Regions from separate parts of the Mus musculus genome. Here region 1 is linked to region 2. A link is a loop called in an ENCODE intact Hi-C map of the cell type or tissue named here. Cell type or tissue: gastrocnemius. All regions are shown on one strand. Links, peaks and the distances in the headings refer to the core of each region. The heading gives the core; the rest is flanking DNA.

Evidence for each region. Peaks named below come from ENCODE experiments on the same cell type or tissue, not always from the same donor. Only the 100,000 strongest peaks of a DNase experiment are listed, where the experiment ranks them.
Region 1: it touches region 2 in a loop (5-fold over the local background); 2 of 42 quality-filtered maps call a loop at or near these places.

Annotation. Positions count from the first base shown.
Region 1 is chr2:156,075,236-156,082,885 of GRCm38, reverse strand. It overlaps Cpne1 (copine I), which reads left to right. Exons shown (of 16, transcript NM_170590.3): 2 at 3,422-3,547; 3 at 3,644-3,823; 4 at 3,912-3,986; 5 at 4,063-4,134; 6 at 4,232-4,312; 7 at 4,465-4,554; 8 at 4,653-4,739; 9 at 4,871-4,957; 10 at 5,052-5,111; 11 at 5,197-5,330; 12 at 5,433-5,487; 13 at 6,598-6,649. The coding sequence starts at 3,422. Among named protein-coding and RNA genes, the nearest start is that of Spag4, 14 kb to the right of the region's middle. In gastrocnemius, for the core only: no CTCF peak of the experiment used is centred there; no DNase peak of the experiment used is centred there; H3K27ac peaks cover 2,027 bases.
Region 2 is chr2:156,001,934-156,009,583 of GRCm38, reverse strand. 6430550D23Rik (RIKEN cDNA 6430550D23 gene) reads left to right here and starts at 5,157. Exons shown (of 6, transcript NM_001145351.1): 1 at 5,157-5,243; 2 at 5,599-5,903; 3 at 6,099-6,259; 4 at 6,334-6,483; 5 at 7,098-7,147. The coding sequence starts at 5,649. The coding sequence ends at 7,116. It overlaps Ergic3 (ERGIC and golgi 3), which reads right to left and starts at 1,556. Exons shown (of 13, transcript NM_025516.5): 1 at 1,356-1,556; 2 at 1,149-1,219; 3 at 933-1,020; 4 at 605-724. The coding sequence starts at 1,443. In gastrocnemius, for the core only: a CTCF peak has its summit at 3,988 (motif pointing left); a DNase peak (open chromatin) is centred at 4,000; H3K4me3 peaks cover 560 bases; H3K27ac peaks cover 462 bases.

The sequences.
Region 1 (7,650 bases), core at 1,173-6,172, 74 kb before region 2:
CTCTTGCCCCGCCAACTCTCCAGCTCTCAAACTTGGCTGCTATATTGAATGCACTGGGAAGCTATCCCAGGGTTCTAAACAGAAATGACATGATCTGCTCTTCATTTAGCTAAGAAACACAGAAATGGCTACATAGTTACAAAAACCTGATAGAGGAAACCACTGCAGTTATCCAAAGACAGTGAGATCCTGCTGGGCAAGAAGTCCTACGGGGAAGCTTGTCAGAGCAGAGCTGTGGATGACAAGATACTAGGGAGGATATTGGTTCTGCCCATCCCAACTGAAGGAGCTAAGGAAAGTGGCAGACTAAAAAAGGTCTTAACAGTTTGAGCTAGAGAATTCAGGGTTAACCACAACATGCCACTACTCAATGCTGCAGAAATTCTCCCTCGGAGAGATCAAAGTAGCTTGCTAGAGAGTTTGGTATTAAATGTAAGGATCATTGGGCAGTTATATGGGATTTTAAATGAGAGACTGAACACTGGCTATGTAAGGCAGTATTGAGAGGAGGAAACCCCTAAGGGTCAGAGATGTTACAGCTTGATGGTTCTCCAGCTGAGTAGTCGATACTTAAATGTGTGGGCTAGCGCTGAGTAGGCAGCTAACAAGACTCTGCAGATGTATAATGTTGAAAACAATGAAGTGCACAGATTGTAATAGTCCAGGCATGGCGCTGCATAGACCTAACTCCAGCACTTAGTAGGGAGAGAGGTCAGAGTATCCAGAATCTAAGGTCAGATGTCATCCTCATCTGCAAAGTGGTGATGCAAAGCCTCAAAATATAAAGGGGGCGAGTATAGAACATAAGAAGTTCTTGATTTTATCTCATTTCTCCCACACCCCTAAAAGCAATATTGACATGTTTCTGTCCTCTGAGTATTACTTGTACGTGTGTGTATTCAGATCTGTCGCATATATACTTCCCTAAGTAAAACGTTTAAAACTGGGTTACACTTTTGCTCGCTATATAATCTAGTGCTTTCAGGCAGGCAGTGTGGAGGACACACGGTTCTGCCTATTGAGCGGGTGCCGTACCCCTTTGTGTGTTTGCTAGGGAGCCCAGCCCCACCTAGCTGATGGGCCTTTGAGTTGCATTGAGTTTCTTGGGGCTTTCTGCTGTTAAAGCATAGTGAAAAGAGAAACAAACACTGCCCCGGGGAGCATGAGGGGATGACAGACATGGAATTCGGTTATGATGGGGCAAAAGCTGTGGGCTGTTGAGCCTCTTAAGAGAACCAGCCATCTGAAGGTTGAAAGTCTACATGCCTCTTGTCGACTCACCTTAGAACACTGCGTCTGCCAATCACAGTTCACTTGGGGTTGTTGACTGCCTCCAGACCATGAGCTCTCATGCGCAGATGGAATTGGATCCTGGGAAAGCAGTAGGCTTTCTGGGTGGGAGTGAGAATACACACACCTGGCTCAGTTTGGCTACAGACTCTTGGATGAAGAGTAGTGAGGATTTCCCTTTTCGTTTGTGCAGGGGGTTCAAGTACTGAGGGTGACTCTAAAAATGCTGTGGGTACTGATCTGGGTGGGAGACTAGAGCCGGGGATGAAGTTTAGTGCCAGATGGTTGCCTGGCATGCTCAAGGCTCTAGGTTCAATTCCCATTCCATAAAGCCAACAACCAACAGGAAATGTAGGGACCAAAGCAAGTCAGTATAGGCTGGGAAGCATCCCAGGAAGTACTGTTGGGAAGCTGGGCTCCTGAGGCAAGCAAGGAATCTCTGTGTGCACTTGATGTAGATGGACCATGTCACCTGCACATCATTGTGGGCTGCAGGAGGAACTACATTGTAGTCACTCTGGTGACTCATAAAAGGTGATGATGTTTCTGACCGAGGAAGCAGGTGAATTGGAGAGGTTTGTTGCTGCTTGAATTTGGAGACAGGAGACTACTCTGTCTGAGAGTTTGGGCTAGAGATGGCCTTTTGAATTTTATGTAACATACGTATCTGCATGCTTGGGATAGAGCAGTGCACAGATACATTCTTCCTCACACAGGAGGTTTTCGTCCTAGTGCTAGAGACAGTAACCAACATATGTAGTAAGCTAGATACTGGTGTGAGAGGCACATTTGAGTCTGCGATGTGTCAGTGGTGCTAAGGTTTGCATTTCAGACTGGCAGGCAAGACTTAGCCAGTGTAACACACGTGATGATGAATGAGCTTCATGAGAGAGGAGACGGCGGGCCTGTGGGTGATGAAAACAGTTCTACCGGATGCTGCAGGTCTTTGGAATAGGAATCTGGTGGGCTTGAAGAATGGTGAAGGCCAGAATGAGTTCTTGAGAGAACTGACGGGAGGTGGTGTTCAGAGGACCTGGGAATTCAGGTCGTACATCAGCTCACTGTGCGGCTTGTGCTGTTTCTACAAGTGGTGGTCCAGAGTGTGAGGTTCAGCAGGGAGGTTCTGTTGTCTTATGTTTAATTAATGTATATATGTCTGTGGACTAAAGGCATGGGCTGAGCAGCAGAGCTCCTGGAGCCAGAGCTGCGCAGACTGTTGGAAGCTGCCAGTGTAGGTGCTGGGAATTGTACTCGGGTGCTCTGCAAGAGCAAAACATTCTCTTAGCTGCCTCGCCATCTCTCAAGCCCCTTTGTTTGCTTTTGACTTGGGATCTCATGTAATCCAGGCTGGCTTCATACTCACTTTGTACTCAGGCTGGCCTTGAACTCGTCCCTTCCCTGTGTTTCCCCGAGAGCTAGAATTACGGTGTGAGCCACAGTACGTTTTCTGTTTTTTGAGGCAAGATCTCACTTTGTAGCCGTGGGTAACCTGCAACTCTGTATTGTTACCTAAGGTGGCCTTGCATTTACATCAGTCCTGCTTCTGCTTCCTGTGTGCTGTGATTTCAGGCTGTGCCACCATGCCTGGCATGGATATTTTTGCCAGGATTAATTTGGTTGCTATATTAATAGCCTGGTGGGGTGGAGGTGGGAAGTGGAAATAGGGATGGCACAGGTTAAGAGACCAGCTGGAGAGGCTATTGCTGTTTCTAGGCAACATAAATAGTGGCCTGGAGTTGATGACAAGGAAATCGTGCGGGAGTACACTTGAGCAGCAGATTCAAAGCACCCGTGGAGGGGGCGGAGCCCAAGTGCAAGGTTCAGGCCCCAGGGTCTGGGGAGCATCATTATTGGCTGTTGGGGAGCAGTGAGTGATGGGAGTGAGATCAGTTACTCTCTGCAGTGGCTAAGGCTAGAGCCCCAGGTCCGGACAGCATTGCTGAGGTTAAGGCCACTTTCAGAATAAGGATTGATTTTTGAGCCAGAGTTTGGTGTCACAACTGCGTCCTGTGCTATTGAGCTTACTTGGAATTCAGGAGTGTGCAGTATGCAGTTTTCCCAGGCTGGGAACTATAGTCAGTGAAAGGTGGTGGAGATGCTCTGATGCCTGACTCAGTTCTTTCCCCCACAGATGGCTCATTGCGTGACCTTGGTCCAGCTCTCCGTGTCCTGTGAACATCTCATTGACAAGGACATTGGCTCCAAGTCTGACCCACTCTGCGTCCTTTTACAGGATGTGGGCGGGGCCTGGGCCGAGGTGAGATGGGCCTCAAAGGTTAAGGACATTGAGGGAGGTAGCATTATGTTTGAGGTAGAGGGTTTGTCACTGATGCTGAGTGACCTGTTGCCACAGCTTTGCCGGACTGAACGTGTTCGCAACTGCTCAAGCCCTGAGTTCTCCAAGACTCTGCAGATAGAATACCACTTTGAGACTGTCCAGAAGCTGCGCTTTGGAATCTATGACATAGACAACAAGACACCAGAGCTGGGGGATGACGACTTCCTGGGGGGAGCTGAATGTTCCCTAGGTCAGGTAAGTGGTGTTGGGGATGTCCCGGACAAGCAGGACCCCACCCTGCCCGAGACAGGTGCTGACAGCTCTCCTACCTCGCTTTCCCCAGATTGTATCCAGCCAGACGCTGACCTTACCCTTGATGTTGAAGCCTGGGAAGCCTGCAGGGCGGGGAACCATCACAGTAAGAACTAAACCCTGGGCGGGGAAGCCGTCCCAGTAATAAAAGTTCATGAGACGATGCAATGTTCTCTACCTAGGTTTCAGCTCAGGAGCTAAAGGACAGCCGTGTAGTAACCATGGAGGTGGAAGCTAGAAACCTAGATAAGAAGGTGTGTCTGGAAGGAGACCCAAAGGAGCCAAGCATTACAGAGGGCTGATGCATGGCTGGCTCCTTAGTCTCATAACTCTGGTCTCTGGCATCTGCAGGACTTCCTAGGGAAATCTGACCCATTCTTGGAGTTCTTCCGGCAAGGCGATGGGAAGTGGCAGCTGGCATACAGAACCGAGGTGACTCCTGGTGTCAGGTGGCTTGGCAGAGGAGAGAGACTGCAGGGGTTGGGATTAGCAAGTTTGGGAACCGAGAGAAAAAGCCTGTTGGTGGGTAGAGCGGTGGGAGCTCTTCATGGGCCAGACCAGAGGTCTCTACTCTCCACCCCCAGGTAGTCAAGAACAACCTGAACCCTACCTGGAAGCGCTTCTCAGTCTCTCTGCAGCATTTCTGTGGCGGGGACCTCAGCACGCCCATTCAGGTGAGCAGTTTCCTGACAAGGATCGAAGGAAGGGGTCCTGGGAAGAGGCTCCGTGCCTGTCGTGCATCTCCTTTATCCACACACACGCCCCCTCTCAGGTGCGCTGCTCAGACTATGACAGTGACGGCTCACATGATCTCATTGGTACCTTCCATACTACCTTGGCCCAACTGCAAGCAGTCCCGGTAAGTGTTGACTGTTGGTAGTGCTTTGGTGGCCTGCAAGGCTGCTGCCCAGAGGGAGGTCTGGAGAGTGAGGCTTAGGTCCTCGGCTAGTGCTGTGGCAGGTGTCTTACTTTAATTTGTCTCCCCACTAGGCTGAGTTTGAATGTGTCCACCCTGAAAAGCAGCAGAGAAAGAAAAACTACAGGAACTCTGGAACTGTCCGTGTCAAGACTTGCCGGGTAAGATGGTGACCCATGTGACCCAGGCTCTGAGCTCTGGGCTCTGTGATGCCAGCCCCCTGTTAGCCCTGTCCTAACCTGGCTTCATCTGCAGGTGGAGACAGAGTATTCCTTCCTGGACTATGTGATGGGAGGCTGCCAGATCAACTTTACTGTAAGTAAATGGGAGTGCCTGGCTGGGGCAAGTGAACCGGCCTTAGACTGAACAGCCTTCACCTCCATTCTCGCTCTTTCCCCAGGTGGGTGTGGACTTCACTGGCTCCAATGGCGACCCATCCTCACCTGACTCCCTGCATTATCTGAGCCCTACAGGAGTCAACGAGTATCTGACAGCTCTGTGGAGCGTGGGCAGCGTGGTTCAAGACTATGACTCGTGAGTCCCTGGTTCAGACCATTCCACTCCCTCTATACCCTTCAGCTTCTACACTGGGAAAATCCTCCTGCTGCCTCTTTTACAATTCATTGTCCCCCACAGAGACAAGCTATTTCCTGCATTTGGTTTTGGAGCCCAGGTGCCCCCTGATTGGCAGGTAAATACTCTTCTTCCCTTCCTCTATTCTCTCTTTGGTGTCAGGGTCCTAAGTCCAGAGTCTGTGGTAAATGTGTTCATTACTTGGCATCAAATTCAAGGAGAGATGCAGGGATCCATTCTTGCAAACAGCTACACTGCAAGCTCAGGGCTAAATAGCTCCTGTTGGAATCCTGGCCTATATCAGAATGCCCATGTTTGTATTTTGTATTTTGGGGGCTTGAACACAGGGCCCTAAACATGCTAAGCATGCACTCTGCTGAGCTGCATATGGACCCTGAGAGTGTCCTTTTTCTTGGCCTATACAGGGCTAGGGGTGCTCCTACACAGGTGTCTCAGCAGTTGAATTAGTAGTTGCTTCTTTTCTAAATAACCAAAGTTCAGTTCCCAGTACCCACATGGGAAGGTTAGCTCCCTATAACTCCTGCTCTAACGAGAACCCAGTGCATTCCTCTGATCTTTTTGGGTGTGCACACACACAGACATCAACATAAATAAAAAGTAAACCTCAGCAGGGCATGGTGATACACACCTTTAATCCCAGCTCTCATAAGGCAGAGGCAGGCCAATATCTATGAGTTTGATGCCAGCCTGATCTATGTAGTGAATTCTAGGACAGCCAGAGCTACATAATGAGACCCTGTCTCAGAACAACAAAGCAAACAGACAGACGAACAGACAAACCCAAACTCTTTGGTGAATGCGCTGGTGCGTGTCTGCATCCCAGCCCTTGGGAAGCAGCACAAGTGAATCTCTCTGAGTTCAAGGCCAGCCTTGTCTACAGAGACCATGTTTCAGGGCTTGTGGGGGCAGGAGGTGTGTGTTGGGGGGAGGGGTCAAGAGGCTGGGGGGGTAGATGTAGGAAGGATCTCATTTTTTCTTTTTGTTTGTTTGTTTGTTTATTTGTTGGTAAAGCTGACCTTGGTATGCAGTGATCCTAATGCCCCTCTGTGCTGGGATTAAAGATGTGCACTTCTCTGCCCAGCCGTGTTTGGCTCACTGTATAACTCAGGCTAGGTTTAAACTTGCAGTCTTCCGGTCTTGGTCCCTGTGTGCTAATATGAGAGGGTTGCACCCCAGCTTGGTTCATTGTTTTTCATCTTGCCCTCAGGTCTCACATGAGTTTGCCTTGAACTTCAATCCCAGTAATCCGTATTGTGCAGGTAAATGCTTCCCTCTCCAGGATGGAACACTTCCACGCCTGATTTCTGAAATGTCTTGGGACAAATTCCTTACCTCTGTATACTTTGGTTTCAAAATAAAGCTAAAATCTCCTGGGCCTAGTGGCAGAGCTACTCAGCAGGCTGAGGCAAGGGAGTCAAAAGTTCAAGGCTTGCTGGGGCAGATTGGTCTCAAAATAACAGCATGGGCTGGGCGGGTGACCATTGTGCTAAGGATGGAATCGAGAGCTTTACATATGTGAGTAAGCACTGCCCGCCTACGCCGAGTCCCCAAGCACAGTACACGATGTCCTGTGTGAGCTTCCCAGGCCGTTTTTGTGAAGACCCGAGATTTGTGGCTTCCTAGCACTTCCACATGACGCCAAGTGAAAGTGAAAACTGATCTCACCTGACCTTGCTCTTTGTTTTATTCTTTTTAATTAGTATGTGTGTCTTAGTATATGTTTGAGTACAGAGGCCAGAGGCATCAGACCCCTGGAAATGAGTTACAGATGGTCGTGAGCCGCTGGCATGAGTGCTGGGAACCGAACTCGGGTCCTCTGCGAGAGCAGCTCAGGGTCGTAGCCATGGTTTCCATCTCCTTTCAGGTTTTCCATCTCCTTTCTGTTTTAGGACTCACTGTTTAACTAACCAAAGCTGGCTTTGAACACCAAGTATCCCTTCCTGCCTAAGGCAGGCTTGGTGGCAATTGCATTATCTATAGAGCCATCGCTGGCTCAGATTTTTTTCCTTGAATTAATTATTATAGTGACTAGGTTGGCCCCCATCAGTGTTGTACTCAGTATCATTCACATTGCCCCTTACCTTAAACACTTAAGTGTGTTTCCTAAAATCCAGGACCTTCATTCTCTTGTTGTTAACTAGTTCTGTTGCCGGGGATTGAGCTCAGCCTGGTGTATGGGAGGCACTTTACTTTACCACAGAGCTTTATGCCAGCCCCTTATTGCTTTCATTAATTTGTGGTCCGCATGATTTTATTATGA
Region 2 (7,650 bases), core at 1,593-6,592:
CCAGCCAACAGCTGGGCAAACCATCTGACATGAAGACTAGTTCCTAACAAAGCACCGAGTACCTCCAATGACTGAGTCCTCTACGCAAAGTGAAGACCTGAATGGTTGTACAGGCGTGCTTTCAAACCATCTCCAAGTCAGAGTGTTGTAAGCTGAGACCCATCTGTATTGCATCCAGCCCTGCATCATGCTCACAAACTGCAAGACAATGCTAGATCCGAACCCAGGCAACTCTACTCGAGAATTTAAGCTCTTAATCTTAGGATACTCGCACTGCAACGGGGGACAGTACTCTAGCCAATGAGGTGGACAAGCAAACTTCCTTTACCTAAGGAAGACCCATGTTCAAGCTTGAGAAACGATAACCGAGCAAAGTGTCTTGCTCTTAACCACTGGGCCCTCTCTCCAGCCCCTAAGGTATTCTACTCAATGTTCCAATACCAGAAGCATGGATTCAACTGACTCTTGATTTTTAATAGTTGTAGAACCCTAAGCAAGCCAGCTGACTTCTGTCTACGGTGTCACTGAGCCTGCAACGGCCCATGTGTGGAAGGCAGGCATGTCCAGCTGTAGGATCGGAGACCTGTCCCCCTCCCCTGGTTACCGTGCCGTTCAGCCTCTGAGCTCACGGGGACGCCATCCTTGTCTAGTCGTTTCTTGAACAGGTTGTGTTCCACATCCAGCTGCTGCTCCCCGGCCACGTCCATGGCATCGATGCTCAAGTCTGGAAACAGAGAGGCAAGCTAAGGCGCTACGACACCAGGGACCCGGAGAGCTGAGCTTTGATGGGAAAGATGTATCTTGAGGAAGAAATGGACTCGGGGAATGAGGATGGCCTGGCATTCACTCTGGGATCTAAGGCCAGAGGTGTAAATCTGGAAGCCCACCCTACGTCCAGGAGTCCAACTCCCCACTCACAATCGGGTACTCACAGGCACAAGGCATGTGCGGGAAAAGAACATCGATGTTGATCTTCAGTTTATCCCCCCGAGACTTGTCCACGTAGAGCTCAGGATGCACCTAGAGCATGTCTACCTCAGTCAGATTCGCCCCTATGCCTCTCCTCGCCTCTCCTCCCCTCTCCCACCTTTAAGGGTCCTGCCCTTAGAATGCCAGGCCCCGCCCACGCTCTAGGCCACGCCCCTCACCTCCGTAGTGAGATAATACTGCAACTCCGATAGGAAAAGCAGGAGCATGAGAAGGCCACTGACGATGGTCACTGCAGGGCGAGAGCGAGATTTGGAACGGCCTATATCCCACCCCTCAGCCCCTTAGCAGGCCACGGAGGGTCCGGGAGCCCGGGCCGAACGCGAGGACAGCTCCCTCCTTGCAACCCTGCCCGCGCCGAGACCTACCCGTGGCACCCCCGCAGGTCTTGACCCGGAAGTCCTCCAGAGTCTTAGGGTAGGCATCGAACTGCTTCAGCTTCCCCAGCGCCTCCATGGGGACCGGCCGGAAAGGGGACACCAGCCGGCCCGCCCCTCCAGCCTCCCGCTTCCGGCCTGGACCCGGGGTCACGCCCCTCGCTGTCTTGCGCAGGCGTAGCGGTGCGTAAGTGGGGCTCCACCCCCTCACCTGCCTCCTCAAAGGCAGTCTAGCTTGTGGACATTGTCACGCCTCCTCGCGCGGATTGGGCAGTGCTCCGAGAGGGGCGGGCTGGGAGCACAGAGGGCGGTGCTTGGGTGCGGAGTGACAGCACCTGTGGTAAGTGCCTCTCCTTGGACCTTTGGATCTCTTAGGACAGCGCTTCCAACTTGACCCCGCCAGAGCCACCGCAGCGTTAATTAGAATTGGTTCCAAACCGGGGTGGGCGCACTCTTTAATCCCAGCACTCAGAAGACAGAGTCAAGCGGATGTCTGTGAGTTCGAGTTCAGCCTGGGTTACAAAGAGAGTTCCAAGACAGCCAGGGATGTTACGCAAAGAAACCCTGGCTTGAAAAATTACAAAAGAAAAAAGAAAGAAAGAAATCGGTTCCAAGGAAATCATTGGTTCCCTCATTAGAAAGTCAAAAGTGGCTCCAAGGTGTTTCCAATGCGGTTAAGGCATGAGAATCTCTGCAGGGGGAAGTGGGTATTAACTGGCTTGCAAGGTGAAGGCATTTGCTGCCAATTCTGAGTTCTATACCCAGGACCCACATGGTGGAAAAAAACTGATTCTTGCAAAATGTCCTCTGACCTCCATATGAATGCCGTGGCGTGCCCTTGACTACACTCACAAAAAAGTAAATATAATCTATAAGTTATTTTTAAAAGAGAGTGGGTGTTAACTTTGCTTTTTTTTTCAAGCTTAAACTGATCAATAGTGGAACCCAGTTCTGGACTTCAGAGTACCCTGGGTTCTTAAACAGCGTCCAAGTGCTAATCCCAGTGTGGGTCAATAAATAAAATAAAGACGTTCGCTGATTCCACCCCTCCAGGACAAGGCTATGGAGTGGAGATTAAACAAACCCTTATTTGCTTTCTGTTGTAACCCATTAGCTCTAGACAGCTTAATACCGCTATAAAGACTAAAACAAAGTGCTCAATAGTTTTGTTTTAAGAAAGTGTCTTTCTGCTGCTCTGGCTGACCAGGAACACCTGGACTCCTGCCTCAGCCTCTTAGCGTCTCATGGGAGGTTTCTGTTTTGAAGATTTATTAACTATTTTTATGTGTGTCTACATGTGTTTATGTGTACCAGATGATAGTACGGGGCATTGGATCCCTGAAATCTGGACTTATGGGCAGTTCTGAGTCACCCAATGTGTGCTGGGAACTGAACCAGGGTCCCCTGAAAGAGCAGCCAGCAACCATGCTGTGCTCAGTCTCCATGCTTGAGCTTAAAGGTCTTGACGTAGAACTCTTGCTTCAGATAATAAATCCCACTTTAGGAATCTATTTTATGCTGTTGAATTCAATTTCCTGTCAACCTAAAGAGGTTTTGTTGTTGTTGTTTTGTTTGTTTGTTTGTTTTTGTTTTTTTCTCTGTAGACCAGGCTGGCTTCGAACTCAGAAATTCGCCTGCCTCTGCCTCCCAAGTGCTGGGATTAAAGGCGTGCGCCACCACGCCCGGCTCACCCAAAGAGAGTTTTTAAGATTTTATTTTGTATTTTATTTTAGATAGGGTCTCACTATGCCTGGGCTGGCCTTGAATTCTGCTTGCCTCTGCCTTGCAGAAGCTGAGATTAAAGGCATGTGCTGCCACATCTAGACCTTAAATGTTTTTGTTAGGATATGTTGATTATCCATGATAATGGGTTTATGAAATCTTCATACATATTCATAATGTATTTCTATCACACACACAAGCCCAGTTAGTTACCCTCCATAGGCCCCCTTCTCCCAGCAACCACATGGTGGCTCACAGCCATCTGTAATGGGATCTGATGCCCTCTTCTGGCATGCACCATATATATATATATATATATATATATATATATATACATATATATACACAGAACACTCATACAAAAATAAAAATATTCCAAACAAAAATTGTACCAGGTGGTTATAACTTATGCATGAGTTCATGAGATTGCTCAGAGGCAAAACACTGGAGTCAAATATGGTCATATATAGGGATCAGTTCTGTAAGGGTAAATTGTCAGGTCTCCAGAAAAAAATGGAATAAAAACTATTTGTTCTTAAGACCTTAGAACTATTAATCCTTAGAACCTGCATTTTAAAAAGATGGGTGCATGCCGGGCGTGGTGGCACACGCCTTTATTCCCAGTATTTGGGAGGCAGAGGCAGAGGCAAAGGCAAGTGGATTTCTGAGTTTGAGGCCAGCCTGGTCTACAGAGTGAGTTCCAGGACAGCCAGGGCTACACAGAGAAACCCTGTCTCAAAGAAAGAAAGAAAAAAAAAAAAAAGATGTGTGCAAGGGCTTGAGAGATGACTCAAAAGTTAAGCGTATGGCTGTCCTTTCAGAGGATCATTCCCCAGAACCCATCAGGTGGCCCCCAACCATCAGAAACTCCAGTTCTGCAAAATCTGAGCCCTCTTCTGGCCTTTATGGGTACTGCATGCACACGGTGCACATGTATACATACAGGCAGACCATACTTACCAGCTTGTGTGGGAGCTCTGTATAGGGAGCCTGGTAGCTGATGCACACCATAGCACCAGAATGACACCCCCAGCTCTCAGCAACTTCATGGGGACGGCTGTAAACAAGCTGCAGACCTTCCGGGTCAAGACAAACCTCTTCAAGCTGCAGGATCAAACTCAGGTCATCAGCTGGGGTGGCAAGGGCTTTCGCCAGCAAATCATCTCACTGACCCTTCTAACTGCTTTTAAGTTAATTATCATTTCTGGGAACTGGGAGTAGCCCTGGCTGGCCTAGAACTCCATATGTAGACCAGGCTGGTCTCAAACTCACAGGGATCTACCTGCTGCTGCCTCCTAAGTGCTGAGGGTAAAGGCTACACCACCATATCAGGCTGGAAATTGGTTTTTAACAAATAGAGATGGACTTATCATTCTTATCTCAAGATGAAGTACACTGTTTTGTTTTGTTTTGACCAAGACAGGATTTCTCTGTATAGCCCTGGTTGTCCTGGAACTTGTTCTGTAGACCAGGCTGGCCTTGAACTTATGGGATCTCCCTGCCTCTGCCTTCCAAGTGCTGTAATTAAAGGCATGTGCCACCACTGCCCATCTGTTTTTGTTTTTATATGAATTTATGTATATATATATATCAGATCTGGGTCTTGTTTAATTACTCATGTAAAAAATAACCATTCTAATGGAAAAGAAGTTTAGCCTAGTGGTTTTGCAGGGAGAGTTGTTAAGGATCTTGCTTTTGTTTTTATCTGGCTATTTTGAGTAAATGAAAACATTCTTGAGGGCTATTGAGGTAACTTGGTGACTAAGCTGGACAATTCCTAGAACCCACATGGTGGTTCTATGACTACCACATACATGAACCATGGCCTGAATGCCCACACACACATGCACAGATACACTAAGTAAATCTGACACAATTTAGAAAGCTCTTTCCAGTTGCTTCCTTTATCATAGTCTGTTATATAAATATATATTAGGGGCTGTAGAGAGCTGTCATAACATAAATCTAGAAAAAAATAAATAAGAGAAAGGGTCATGACAATATCCAATACTCTGTGTTGATTTAAAAGAATTTAGGGGAGAGAGTAAGAATTCTGGAGGATCACAGTGAAACCATGGCAGCGGGGGATGGTGGGGTCGCTGGCAGGCAGAACCATCTTGGAATGCTTGGCTTCTGGGGGAAACTACACAGGTTCAGGTCAGCAATCTCAGATACCTAATTGAAGAGAGATGAGGACACTGTGGCCCTGGGCTCTCACTTTCAGTACTAAAGAGCCTGATGACTGTCCCCTGTAGGGTACAGGACAGTGGTCACAGTGTGGACTCTGATATAATGAGTGGCGCTGACAGCCAGTCTTTCTGCAGGGAGCACTCAGGACACTCTGTGCTAGCATCTTCACTAGGCCCAGTCAGAATCCTCCCTGGGGGTGAGAAAATGGACAGGAGGGGTACATTGGAGCTGAAGGGAAGGCTGGGGAGCTGTGGAGGCCAGCATGAGGGGATGCTCATGCTGTCTCGTGCTGTCCGTGGCCTCAGCCCCCATGTCCTTTCAGGTGAAGAAGCCAGTCTGTTCCCTGCCACATGAGCCACTGCCTGGGCAGACATGGAGCACTGCTGGGTCTTCTGGGGGCTTGTCTTGTGGATGATTGCTCCCTGCCTGTACCTGACACATGAATTGGCACCCCAGCAGGGATGGACATACATGGTACCACAGCAATGTAACTGGTTCTGCTTCAAATTTGGAAAGCGTGGCTGCCCTTCAAAAAGCCCCAACTGTTCCACCTGCCACCACACAGCTGGGGAAGCATGTTATGAGAAGTTCATGGGATACTGGAGGACAAAAGCTCTCTGGTGGCTGGTCAGTTGTTAGCACCCAGACCTGTGCTATTGGCTTCACTCCCCAGGCCCAGTCCCCCATCCTCTGGTCCAAACCCTTTCTCTTGGCTACTGCTTACCTTTCCCCTCCCCAACCTCGGCCCATGGTCTCTCCTCCTGCTCCCCAGAACTGATGGTTGGTGCCAGAATCCCCACCTTGTCTTTGTGCTGTTACCAGGGCATGAACTCAGTGAGCGAGCATGGGACAGTGTGGAAGAAGCCATCTGGAGTGACTCCCAATTCCCTCCTGCACCATTTTGATTTCCACTGTGTGTCCTGTGCCATGCTGGGGAATTCTGGCTTCAGCAATATCAACCAATTATTCTACATGGCTTTCAGGTGGGTACTGGGAAGGTAGTAGGGTCCAGGTTGGTCTTGTCCCAGATTCAGTCAGTTTCTGCCTTTGTTCCAAGGACGAATCAGGCCTCCAACCACAGCTCCGAGGCAGAGATGAGGAGCCAAACAGCAGGACCCTTCATCTGTCCCAGGAATGCCAGTCACCAGGGTTTCTGGGGGCAGTACTGGTTATTGCAGCTTGCTGATCTGGTGCCCCAAGTGACACGGTAATGGAGATGTGTTAGACATTCTCAGAGTGGGGGGACAGGGAGTTTTCCCTGGGGAGGTGGGAGGAATGCTGGGAAGTCTGGGCTGCTTTTGGAACGGGGATAGCAGAAGGGTAGGATGTAGCTGAAAAGTTTCCTGGTATCATGGTGGATCTGTCAGGATTCACCAACAGAAGAATCAGATTTAATACGGCTTAAAAGATTGGGTTTTAGTTGTTGTGCCCAGAGATTGAGTTACCATTTCTGAGCTAAGTTTGTGTGGTGTTTTTCTTCTCGAGACAATTCAACTGGGTTCCAGAGAGTACGGTGGCAAAGTGTGGGGGCACCACAAAAGCTGTGGGGGCTTCGAAGCATGGGGCTGGCATGGTAATGACTCGCCAGTGGGAACCTAGAGAGCTAGGTGGAGTTCTGAGTCAGAGTCTCCAAGGGATAAAAACAAAACTGCCATTGCCTGCCAGTGCATGGATGGCCGGCCAGGCTGCTGGGACAGAGGCACAAACGCGGGATCGTGCCAGTTCATTTTTAATATTTCTCACAACAGGTGAAGGACCCTGAGGGATTTTCTTGGGTCACAGGAACTTTCTAGAATTTCACCATCTCCAATTCTTCCATAGATTTTGGAAGATGGTCTGATTCCCTAGATGCGCAAGATAGTAAAGATGAGGTAAGAAGGTTGTGGCTCTGATCTGCTCTGAGCAAGGACTCAGGCAACTAGCTGGATAACCAGGGTGAGTGGCCAGAGTCTGGTCTGCATGGTCAGCACAAACCCATTCATATCCTCAGCACAGAGGCCAGAGTTGTGTGTCTATACTCATTCCTCCTTGCCTTCCTCTGTTCTATTCTGCCCTTCATGTTTACAAAGCTTATTTTATTTTATGTGCATGAGTATTTTGCCTGCATGTATGCATGTGCATCATGTTCATGTCTGCTGCCCTCAGGGGTCAGAAGAGGGGCTGGATTCCTTGAATATGGAGTTACAGATGGCTCTGAGCCATCATGTGGGTATAGAACCAAACGCATGTTCTCTGCAAGAGCAACACAAGCTCCTAACCAATGAGCATCTCTCTAGCCCTTATGCAGTTCTCCAGCACTTTAGCTCTCTAGCCACCTTTTGTCTCAACTTGCAGCCCCCAGCCCCCTTATTTTGAGACAAAAGTTTCTCTGTGT